Linked DNA regions of Homo sapiens: region 1 is linked to region 2. A link is a loop called in an ENCODE intact Hi-C map of the cell type or tissue named here. Cell type or tissue: lower leg skin. All regions are shown on one strand. Each heading gives the region's core, and the rest is flanking DNA. Links, peaks and the distances in the headings are about the cores only. Region 1 overlaps SLC38A7 (solute carrier family 38 member 7). Region 2 holds the start of NDRG4 (NDRG family member 4).

Region 1 (5,294 bases), core at 295-5,294, 160 kb after region 2:
CCAGGCTGGAGTGCAGTGGCACAATCACAGCTCACTGTAACCTTAAAACTCCTAGGTTCAAGTGATTCTCCTGCCTCAGCCTCCTGAGTAGCTAGGACTACAGGTAAGCACTATATATATATGTTTTTGTTTTTTTTGAGGCTGAGTCTTGCTGTTGCTGAAGCTGGAGTGCAGTAGCACAATCTTGGCTCACTGCAACCTCTCTGCCTCCTCGGTTCAAGTGATTCTCCTGCCTTAGTCTCCTGAGTAGCTGCGATTACAGGCGCCCACCACCACGCCTAATTTTTGTATTTTTAGTAGAGACAGGGTTTCACCATGTTGGCCAGGCTGGTCTTGAACTTCTAACCTCAAGTGATCTGCCCGCCTCAGCCTCCCAAAGTGCTGGGATTATAGGTGTGAGCCACTGTGCCCAGCTTTTTTCATATTTTTTTTTTCAGAGATGGGTCTTACTATGTTGGCTGGCCTTGAACTCCTGGCCTTATGCAATCCACCTCCCAAAGCGCTGCAATTACAGACCTGAGCCACTGCACCTGGCCTGCTCACTTGTCTATTTATGCAAGTTAAAAGCACTGTCTGCCTCCAGTCTTACAACCTGTGGGACCATGGGCAAAATATTTAACTTCTCTTAGCTTTTGCTTCTTCATAGAAATGTAAAGACCACGATTGTGCAAGTAAAGTGTCAGCACAATATAAGAACTCAACAAACGCTGCTATTCATTCATTCATTCTTTCAGTAACTACTGAGCGCTTGTGCCAGGCACCGGTGGAGGCGCCTGGTGGGTAAAGAAGACATAAGCCTGCTCTCATAGAGCTTACAATCTAATGGGAGAGATGGACATTAACCAAGTGCTTACAAGTATTTGGGACATTAGGATGGGGATGTCTTTTTTCAAAAATCTGTAGGCTGGGCACAGTGGCTCACACGTGTAATCCCAGCATTTTGGGAGGCCGAGGCAGGTGGATCACCTGAAGTCAGGAGTTTGAGACCAGCCTGACCAACATGGTGAAACCCCATCTCTACTAAAAATACAAAAATTAGCCGGGCATGGTGGTGGGTGCCTGTAATCCCAGCTATTTGGGAGGCTGAGGTAGGAGAATCGCTTGAACCCAGGAGGTGGAGGTTGCAGTGAGCTGAGATTGCGCCATTGCACTCCAGCCTGGGCAATAAGACCACTCCAGCATGGGTGACAAGAGGGAAACTCTGTCTCAAAAAAAAAAAAAATTGTATACATTTTAGGGGTACACATACCATTTTGTTACGTGGCTATATTGCATATGGTGAAGTCTGGGATTTTAGTGTATCCATCACTGAAATAATGTACATTGTATCCATTAAGTAATTTCTCATTATCCACCCGTCACACCAGGATGAGGATGTCTTGAGTGAAGTGTATGAATGGATGAACTTGGCTGTTTGCACTGGAGTACGCCTGTGGCGTAGACGCATCCTTTCCTTCCTTCTGTTGAGAGACGGTTAAACTCAACCTCGTTATTCGCTCCCTAGTCAGGCCCAAAGCCCAAAGCCACCCTACCCTTCGAGCCTTTCTGAAGTATTTCTTCCTTGCAGGGTCAGTCCCCCACTTTTACTAGGAGTTGGAGCCTGACCTTCACTTGAGTGTGGCTGGAGCGGAGAGGGGAAGTGTGGTGAGAGATGAGTTGGTTAGACTTGACCCTAAAGGCAAGAGGGAGTCATTTAAGAACCTCCCAACACACAGTCAATGTCTGGCTACCTTGGCCACTTTTCAGTTCCTGAAGTCATGTTCCTCCCAGCTCAAGGCCTTCGCACATGCAGTTTCCATTGCTTGGCAAAGTCTCCCCACCTCTCTTTACTAATTCCTACTCATCAGTCACAGGCCAGCTCAAACATCACTTCCTCCAGGAAGTCTTCCTTGACTCCCCAGACAACTTTCCAGCCCCCAGACTAACACACTGTATTTTCCTTCCTTGGCACTTAACCACAATTTGGAAGTGTATATTTGTGTCATTGCTTGCTTAGCATCAGTCTTCCCACAACTAGGCTGAGAGCAGTACTGGAGTCTGTTTTGCTGGTTTTTTTTTTTTTTTTTTTTTTTTTTAAGATAGAGTTTCACTCTTGTTGCCCAGGCTGGAGTGCAATGGCGTGATCTCGGCTCACTGTAACCTCTGCCTCCTGGGTTCAAGCAATTATCCTGTCTTAGTCTCCCAAGTAGCTAGGATTACAGGCATGCGCCGCCATGCCCAGCTAATTTTTGTATTTTTAGTAGAGACAGGGTTTCAGCATGTTGGCCAGACTTGTCTCGCACTTCTGACCTCAGGTGATCTGCCCACCCTGTTCTCCCAAAGTGCTGGGATTACAGACGTGAGCCACTACACCTGGCCTTTGCTGGTTTTCTTGCCAGCACTGAGCGTGGTGACTGGTGGCTCCATAACCAAGACAGCTGGGACCTGCTCAACGCTCGCCTCTGAAAAGATGGGGGTGGATACTCAGGAGTTTAAAGCTCTTGCCAAGATCTGAAGTCAGGGGGACAGTCTGAGACCACAAAGGCACAGGAAAGACAGTGAGGGCTTAAGTGAAGGCAGAGGTCGCAGGATTGGAGACTGCGATACATTCCTAAGTCACTGGAGAAGGATAGGTAGAATGTGGAAGAAAGCAGGGGTGGCAAGAGCCACTTGCAGGTCCCTGCTTGGTAGAGGGAGCATGGCGGTGCCATTCCGGAGATAGGGGTCAGAGACAGTGACATGCCATCTACACCTCCTACCCCAGCCCTTCTTCCTCCTGGCAGTGGCCTGGACTCTGTCCCCAGGATCAGACACAGGGGACACGGCTCAGCAGCACAAATCCCTTTTATTAACCATCTTCCCTTTCTCGAGTATACACAAGTAGAAAAGAAACAGTGAAGTACCCCGATAGGGAGGGTGGGGAGAGGATGGGAGGGGGCTCCTGAGGTTAGGACAAGAGGCCAGATTCCAGCTCCTTCTCCTGACTGGTCTGTCTCTGTGCAATGACTCCACTTACATCCCTTGACCCCCGAAACACGGCACTGGGGGACTGCAGCCCTGCTGACCAGGCTGTCCTCCTAGCCCTGTCAGGGACTGGTGCTGGCAGAGCTTGGTGCTGTGCCACAGACTGACAGAAAACAGCACAGTGGGTCTGGCCCCGGGGGCAGAGAAGATCAGGCACCAAGAGGGGATGTGAGAAAAGGCAGTTTATCCATCTGGGGACTGGACAGAGGCCCAGCCAGCCTCCAACCAGCTTCTGCTTCTTAGATCGGACTGCCCTGAGTGGCGGGCGGCTCGGCAGGGGGTCCCTCTCGTACCCTTTACAGAGGTTTTGGGGAAGAGGGGACAAGGAAATGCTAGGGGCTCCAGGTGGAGGAGGAAGTCTGATTGGTGCCTGGGATTGGCCAAAGTGAGAGGGGGCAGCTGAGGGGCTGAGGTGGTCAAAACGGGAATATAGTGGGGAGTAGGGTGGGAGGTGGGGAGATAGCCTATCTCTTCGCCCTCTCTGGGGTAACAATTCCAGTGTGACATCAATGTGGCTGGCCACTGAGGCCAGGCCTGATGGACGTGCGTTGCTGAGGAGGCTGGTAAGAGAGCCCCCACTGTCCCCAATTATGTGCGTGGGAGAGACTGAGCTACACAGTGAAGTGAGATGGGAGGTGAAGAGGTAACGGGGTGAGGGGGAAGGAAGGAGCAGACAAAATCCAGACTGGAAGGGAAACTTCCAGGCCAGTGTGGCAGGCTCAAATGCTGCCCATCAGTGACAACCCAGCTGCCTTTTTGTTTGTTTCTGTTTTTTTGAGATGAAGTTTCACTCTTGTTGCCCAAGCTGGAGTGCAATGGCACGATCTCAGCTCATTGCAGTCTCTGCCTCCTGGGTTTAAGCGGCTCTGCTGCCTCAGCCTCCCAAGTAGCTGGGATTACAGGTGCCCGCCACCATGCCCGGTTAATTTTTTGTATTTTTAGTAGAGATGGGGTTTTGCCGTGTTGGCCAGGCTGGTCTCGAACTCCTGACCTCAAGTCATCTGCCCGCCTTGGCCTCCCAAAGTGCTGGGATTACAGGCGTGAGCCACTGCGCCCAGCCCTGCCTTTTTTTTTTTTTTTTTTTTTTGTCTCTGGGTAGTCACGCTAGGGCTGGCAGGGGAGGAGGCAGAGGAAAGGCAGGAAGAAGAGAAAACATCACTGAAAAAGAAGGTGTCGGGGAGGTACACCCTGATTCTGACCAGCCCAGCCCACACAGAGGGTCTGAAAGGTTCTCAGCCTTCTCCATCACCCACCCTGCGGCCTCTGAAAAGAGGGGCCCATCTCAGACACAAAAGCAGATACTCCCAACCTTATGGGGAAAGCTAACGGAGGAATACTCACAGCACCGTGGCACGGGACGGCCCTTGGCTTCAGAGCCGGGCTGGCACCGTTTGTAAACATTAGACCTGGTGATGTCTGGGGATGGAGGAGGAGAGGGATGCCCAGCCTGGACCATCAGGTTTGATGAAAGAGACAGGGTGGGGCCCCTCAAGGCCTGGGAAATGTCTATTAGCTATGGGAAAGAGGCTGACAGGTTCATGGTGGGGGTTGCCCAGGAAGGTGTGGACAAGGTCTGAATCTACCTGACTATGCATTTGCATGACTTCAGTGCTACCGTTGGAAGTGGCCAGGCTCCTGAGGAAGCTACCACTGGCCTGGGGTAATGAGCACAACCCCTACTCAGGACAGGGTGCTCTGTGGAGGATGGTGGCCTTCTGTCCATAGTCATTCTCCAGAGGGAAGTCAGACTGGATTCTTTCTTATGAGATCTACCGACTCTCTTCACCCGTGGATTCCAGGCATGGAGAAGTTGAGAACTGGGAGAGGAGGAGGGGTCCTCTATGATGTGAGACTTCCTGCCGCCATCCACGGCACTGCCAGGACTGGGGAGCAGGAAGGGGACTGGATTTGAGCTGTCCAGAGGTGTGGGGCCTGAGTTTGCCCCAGTCCCTGGAAGAGGATGTCCGGATGTCATCCCACCAGTTGGAATGATCGTGGACTAAGAATGGCCCCATAGCTCTAAGAGATGGGTTCCTGCGACCAATGGCAAAGGCCTTGTGTTCCCTGGGAGGCAGTGGTTATGCCAAGAGATCCACAAAGATGGCGTTGGCTGTGGTCTGGCCGAAGATGAAGGCTCCCAGGGTGACCAAGAGGACTCCGTAGCTGACCAGCACCCACCAGCTGTAGAACAGAGGGTGAGAGAGGTCTGATCAGTCATCCCATCCCATGACTGCAGACTTCAATATATATAACTGTTAATTACTGTAATTATCGCACTTCTCCTGTTGGTA
Region 2 (5,363 bases), core at 71-5,070:
GCGAGCTCGCCACCCAGATCCTTGCTGCCCAGGAGAACAGGGCACGGAGCCTGAGATAGACCTAGTGTTCTGCTCCCCAGAGACCCGAGAGCCAAGCCCCAAACTGGTTGCCTCTGGGAACGAGGGCCGGGTGGGTCTACAGGAGGTGGGCATGTCAATGTCAGCAAGCTGCCTCCTAGCCCCGCTTCCTCTCCCTGGTGGTCTGGAGCCCCTGGCAGCAGGGTGAGGGTGGGGAGGGCAGAGCTGGTGTGTGCCTGACCATACCCCTGGCCCTGCTATCTGCCCAGGGCCCCTGGCCCCCGGCCCCCAAACTCCATTTTCAGCATGTGGGGAAACCCCCTGTATCTGCGTGGGCAAGGTGGGATTTTCATCCCTGGTGGGTGGAGAAGGAGCAGCCCCTTGAAGCAGGGTGATAACCCAAGTTGCCCCAGAAAGCAGCAGCTCCCCAGGCCTCCACAAGGTTAAGCGATGGAACCTTCCTAATGGGAAGGCTGGGCGTGGGGGTCTGGTCCCCAAGATGTTGGGCTTGGGGCCCTCTCGGGCCCTCCATACTCCCCAAGGTGTGGGTCAAGGGCTCTAGCTGTCTGGGCAGTGCCCATGCACCCTGCCCTGCCCCGCATTGGTAAGCTGTGCATGTCTGTGACGACCCTGTGTGTACCTGACATGGGTGAGTCTGTACGTGTGGTCTCGGCTTTTGTATTCGGAGGATCCCGTGTGAGCTGCAGCTGTTGGCGTGTGCCTATGTGCTGGGGGCGGATGCAGGGGCTGGGGACCATCAAGGATGATGTGTGGCTGGGGTGGGAGGAGCAGTGACAGGGCTGGGGCAAGGAGGACTTCAGAAGCCAATTGGAGCCAGGCTTGTCTCCCAGCAGCCAATATGGGAGCTGGGGCTCCTGGTAAGCGAGTGGCTGCTCAGAAACCCTGCGGGGAGGAGGGGCTAGCTAGGCTGGGCCAGGATCCCTGTATAAATGGCCCAGGAGCTGTGCCCCATCACAGAGCCGACCATCTCCCACTCGAGCTGCCCCCGCCCTCTGGACCCGAGTGACTCAGGCCTTTGTTTGTCCTTCCTGGTAGAGGCGGGTTCCCTCCCTCGGCAAGATGCCGGAGTGCTGGGATGGGGTGAGTGAGGGCGCTGCGGGCATCAAGGTGGGCCGGGAGGATGGTGCATCCTTATGACCCACCGCAGGGAGGAAGTGCCCCCCTCAACCCACATCTGGTGGCAGCCCGGCCTTCAAATAGCCTCACCCTGGGGTCACTGAGACACGGCCAGAGTGCTCCAGGTTCCCTGGTGATCCTGTTTGCAGGAGTGGCTGGGGGCAGCTGCTAGTCAGAGCCCATAGCAGGGGCTGGGGGGAGCGTGTGGTTGGGGGGTGGGTGACATATCTGCAGGAAATGGAACGTGGAAGGCACTGTCTGACTTGGCTGCATTGCCCGTGTGGACCCGGGCGCTAGTGCCTGCATGTCCCTCTGACCGTGTGCCCTCTGGTGTGCGCTTGGATGGTGTCTGCCTTGGTGATGCCTGGGGCCATCAGGCCAGGGGGCGGGGGTGTCCTTGGTGAGCCCCCGAGGCTGTGTGCCCAGTGTGCGTGCCGGGTCTGTGCGTGCAGGGGCTGCCGTCCCAGTGGGCGGCCGTCTAGCTTGTTTGGATGGCTGCGCCAGTGTGATGGGAAGGACAGGCGGCCTCTTCCTTAGGAGCCACCTCACAGTTCCCAGGGCTCTGCTGCGCCAGCCGGGCAGAGGCAAGGAGGTCTGGGCCACACAGGAATGACAGCCTTTCAGGCAGGGGTCCCTGCTGGGGAGGAACGAGGAGGGGTTGCCTGCCTGCCTTATTTTGTAGGTGGGGGAAGGCAACGCTGGAGCCGTGAAGCTGGCAGGGCTAGGGGACCCCAGGTGGAGCCCAGGGCACCTCCTCTCGCCGGGGCATCAGGTACCCCGGCCCCATTCTTCCTCAGGAGGGAGAGGCAGGGGCAGACTCACCCCCACCCCCGGGCCCCACACGCCTGCCCTGCCGGTTCCGCAGACGATAGGTCACCCCGCACGCACGGAGGTGACGACGTCAGCACCTGCCCGCCCATGCAGACCCTGTCCCCTGAATTATTGATGCGGCTGACAGGCCGAACCACAGCACCACCAGCACCAACTCCCACACCGGCGCAAAGCCCGGCTCAAAGCCCCACTCCCCTCCAGTGCTCAAGGTCACAGGCGAGGGGAGACGGACCGACCGAGAGGAGCCGCCACAGCCCCCTCCCCTGCTGCCGCAGTGCTTCCCGCCTGCGCCTACCTGGAGGCGGGGCCGGCTCTGACGTCACCCAGAGCCAATGGGAGTGCTCGGCCCTGAGGGTTGGGGGCCTCAGAGTGCACCGCGCTGTGGCCCTTGTGGGGCTGCCCTTGCGCAGCGCTCCAAGGGACGGGGATGTTTGGCTTCGATCAGGCTGAACTGAGTCCTGAGCTCTCCGCAGAGGGTGAGAGAAGGCGTTAGGGAGGTTCGCAGCAGGGTTCAGCGAAGGTCACTGGACTTCGTAGGACAGGTAGCCCGGTGACGCCCAGGCCCAGCCCCAGCCCTTCCCATCCTGGGAGATGAGCCCTAGTAGAGCCTGATCACGTCACCTCAGGGGGATGGGGACAGGGGCGGCCACACCAGGGCTGGGAGAAGACAGTGGGGCCTCCTCAGCAGCAGAGAGCAGACACCCCTCACACCCCTCAGGCGGACCCGCACGCTGCGGGTCTGGGTTTGGAAGGCACCGCCCTGGGCTCTCGACGTCTGACCCCAGGAGGATAACTGTCCTTTATGCAGCAGGAGGCGCATTGCAGTTCTTTTGCAGCCCCACCCTCCAGAGCTGAGAGAACTCACAGGTGGCTGTGAAAGGGCTGCCTGGTCAGGAGCTCCCTCGGGTGGAACCTGATCTCCTGTGAACATGCAGCCTTCAGTGCACCGCCCTGGCCCCTGAGACTGGCACCTGGCAGGGCCTGCCCTCCCTACTCTGGGATTGACCTTGGGCAAGTCATTTCCCTTTCCTAGCCTCAATTTCCTCCTCTATGGCTTGGGCCTATGTGGGAAGTAAATGAGAAAACTGTGGGTCAGTGGTCAGTGGCGGGGAAGTGTTCCTGGATTTGATGGGCCCCGAGAAAGGATAGGCCTGGGATGGGAGGGGCTGTGTGGTCTGTCCCCTCTCAGCCCTGGTGTGGCCTCCTCATCCCCTGGGTGGTGCAATCAGCCGCATGGCTCACCCTAAGGCTCATTACCTGGGCTCTCCTGGAGGACAACAGGGAAATAAAAAGGGCCTGCAAGTCAAAGAGTGTTCTCCAGGGTAGAGCCTTTGGCCACCAGGTTGGTGCCAGCTTGTCACTCCACACTGGAGACACAGGCCTGGACAGTGGTCCTCTGAGACCAGACCCACTAATGCTGGCCCCTGAGCAGCTGTCTTCTGCTGTCTAAATCTCCTTTCCCATTTGGAGGCAGGAACTCAGGTTCTTTCTAAACCAAAGTGTCCTCACCTGCAAAACAGGGACTAGGGTTCCTGTCTCTTGGGTAACATGCAGGAAGCCTGGCACACAGTAGGTGCTCAGTCGCTTGATGTTTCTTTCATGTCCTTGACCCCAGCCCCACCTCCAACTCACTGGGCCACTCACGTGGTTCCCAGGGCTCACAATGATGCAGAGAGGATCGGTTTATTTAGCTCAGATGGCCCCTCTTGAAGTTTGCCCATCCGAGTGGCTAAGAATGCCCAGTTTGCAAAGGAACAGCGAGAAGGGCATTCTCCCAAGGCTCAGGGATGCCCTAGCATAACAGCCCCCTTTCTGGGGCTTTCTCCAAGTGCTAAATGCTCCACAAACATTGGCTTGTCTAGTTCCCGCAAAGTCCCTGTGAGGTGGTTCTGGATGGAGAGGCTGAGGCACAGCAGAGAAGTAACATGACATGCTCAGTCACAAGTAAGGGGTAGAACCAGGTCTTCCTGAGGAAGTAATGACCTTGAGCAGCAAAACCAAAGGTGTGAACTCAAGAGGATCCCAGAGCAGGCTCTGCAGAAGGCCTCTAGAGGGGATGGGGAGGGGGGTCTGACCCGGGCCTGCCTGAAGGGAGCCCTTGAGGATGCTGGGCTCACACAGAAGGGCGTTCAAGGTGGAAGGAACCACATGCGCAAGAGCCTTAGAGTGGGAGCCAGGGGCAGTGCCGGGGTCGGGGCTAGGCTTGGCTGGCACGGGGTGTTTTCTGAGGATTCCAGGCAGGACCACTGAGGCCGTTCCCCTGCAGCAGCAGGAAGTGCCTGAGAGTTCTGAGTGTGAGAGGGACTTGGGCTGGGGAGGCAGAGCTGTCCAGGAGGGGCTGCTGCAAGATGGAGAAAAACAGCCTCCCTGGACCCTCAAGGGCGGAGGACAGTGACAGCACAAACCAGTGGCTGGTTTGCAGAGAGGACCAGACCTTCCCCATGCAGATCAGTTCACATTGTCTCTGTACTGAACAGCCCTGAGAAGGGGTGTTCCATCCATTCAGTCCTCTCTGGGGGCTTCTTGGGGTGATGAGAACAGGATGCCCCAAGTAGGGGCTCTACCACAGGCCTAACAGGTACCAGGCTGCGTCACCTCATTCCCCAGAGGAGCCAAGAGCGGAGGCTGCCCAGAGTGTCCAGCACGGTCTCTCCCCTTCAGGAACATGACATCGAGACACCCTACGGCCTTCTGCATGTAGTGATCCGGGGCTCCCCCAAGGGGAACCGCCCAGCCATCCTCACCTACCATGATGTGGGCCTCAACCGTAAGTGCAGCCCAGCCTCAGTCAGCCCTCCTCTGCCTCCCATCAGCCAGAGCGGTGAGGCCCCCCACCCTCCCCACAGGGCCCTGTCAGCCCCACTCACACTCACCTCTGTTGCCTTCGCCCTCCGGGCCTCCATTTCCCCGACGGACCCGAGGCTTACACTTCTGCCTTGCCTGCCCTCTGGGGGCCCGGCCTTCCTTCCAGTCCCCCGGCCCCTCTGCTCAGCCATAGTGGAAGTGTGTCTTTGCAGACAAACTATGCTTCAACACCTTCTTCAACTTCGAGGACATGCAGGAGATCACCAAGCACTTTGTGGTGTGTCACGTGGATGCCCCTGGACAACAGGTGGGGGCGTCGCAGTTTCCTCAGGGGTAGGTACCCTGAGCCCCCTCTGCCTGTCTCCAGCTCTGCACCTGAGGCCACACCTGGGCCCTGACCTCCTGCTCTGCCTGCAGGTACCAGTTCCCCTCCATGGAGCAGCTGGCTGCCATGCTCCCCAGCGTGGTGCAGCATTTCGGGTGAGTCCCCGCACAGCCCCTGCGCTAGGGCCCAGGGGTGCCTACCCCAACTGCAGAGCCACCTGGCTCCAGCTGAGGGCTTCAGGCTATGG

What was found. Peaks named below come from ENCODE experiments on the same cell type or tissue, not always from the same donor. Only the 100,000 strongest peaks of a DNase experiment are listed, where the experiment ranks them.
Region 1: a loop joins it to region 2, with 2.4 times the contacts of the local background. A loop is called at or near these places in 51 of 110 quality-filtered maps.

The regions. Positions count from the first base shown.
Region 1 is chr16:58,662,304-58,667,597 of GRCh38, forward strand. SLC38A7 (solute carrier family 38 member 7) reads right to left here. Exons shown (of 12, transcript NM_018231.3): 12 at 2,806-5,184. The coding sequence ends at 5,082. Among named protein-coding and RNA genes, the nearest start is that of SLC38A7, 20 kb to the right of the region's middle. In lower leg skin, for the core only: no CTCF peak of the experiment used is centred there; no DNase peak of the experiment used is centred there.
Region 2 is chr16:58,499,151-58,504,513 of GRCh38, forward strand. NDRG4 (NDRG family member 4) reads left to right here and starts at 993. Exons shown (of 15, transcript NM_001242835.2): 1 at 993-1,119; 2 at 4,648-4,753; 3 at 5,004-5,124; 4 at 5,209-5,271. The coding sequence starts at 1,099. RefSeq lists silencers at 822-901, 912-971 and enhancers at 851-1,667, 1,668-2,485, 2,486-3,302, 2,895-2,944. In lower leg skin, for the core only: no CTCF peak of the experiment used is centred there; DNase peaks (open chromatin) are centred at 684, 1,001, 1,791, 2,051 and 1 weaker place.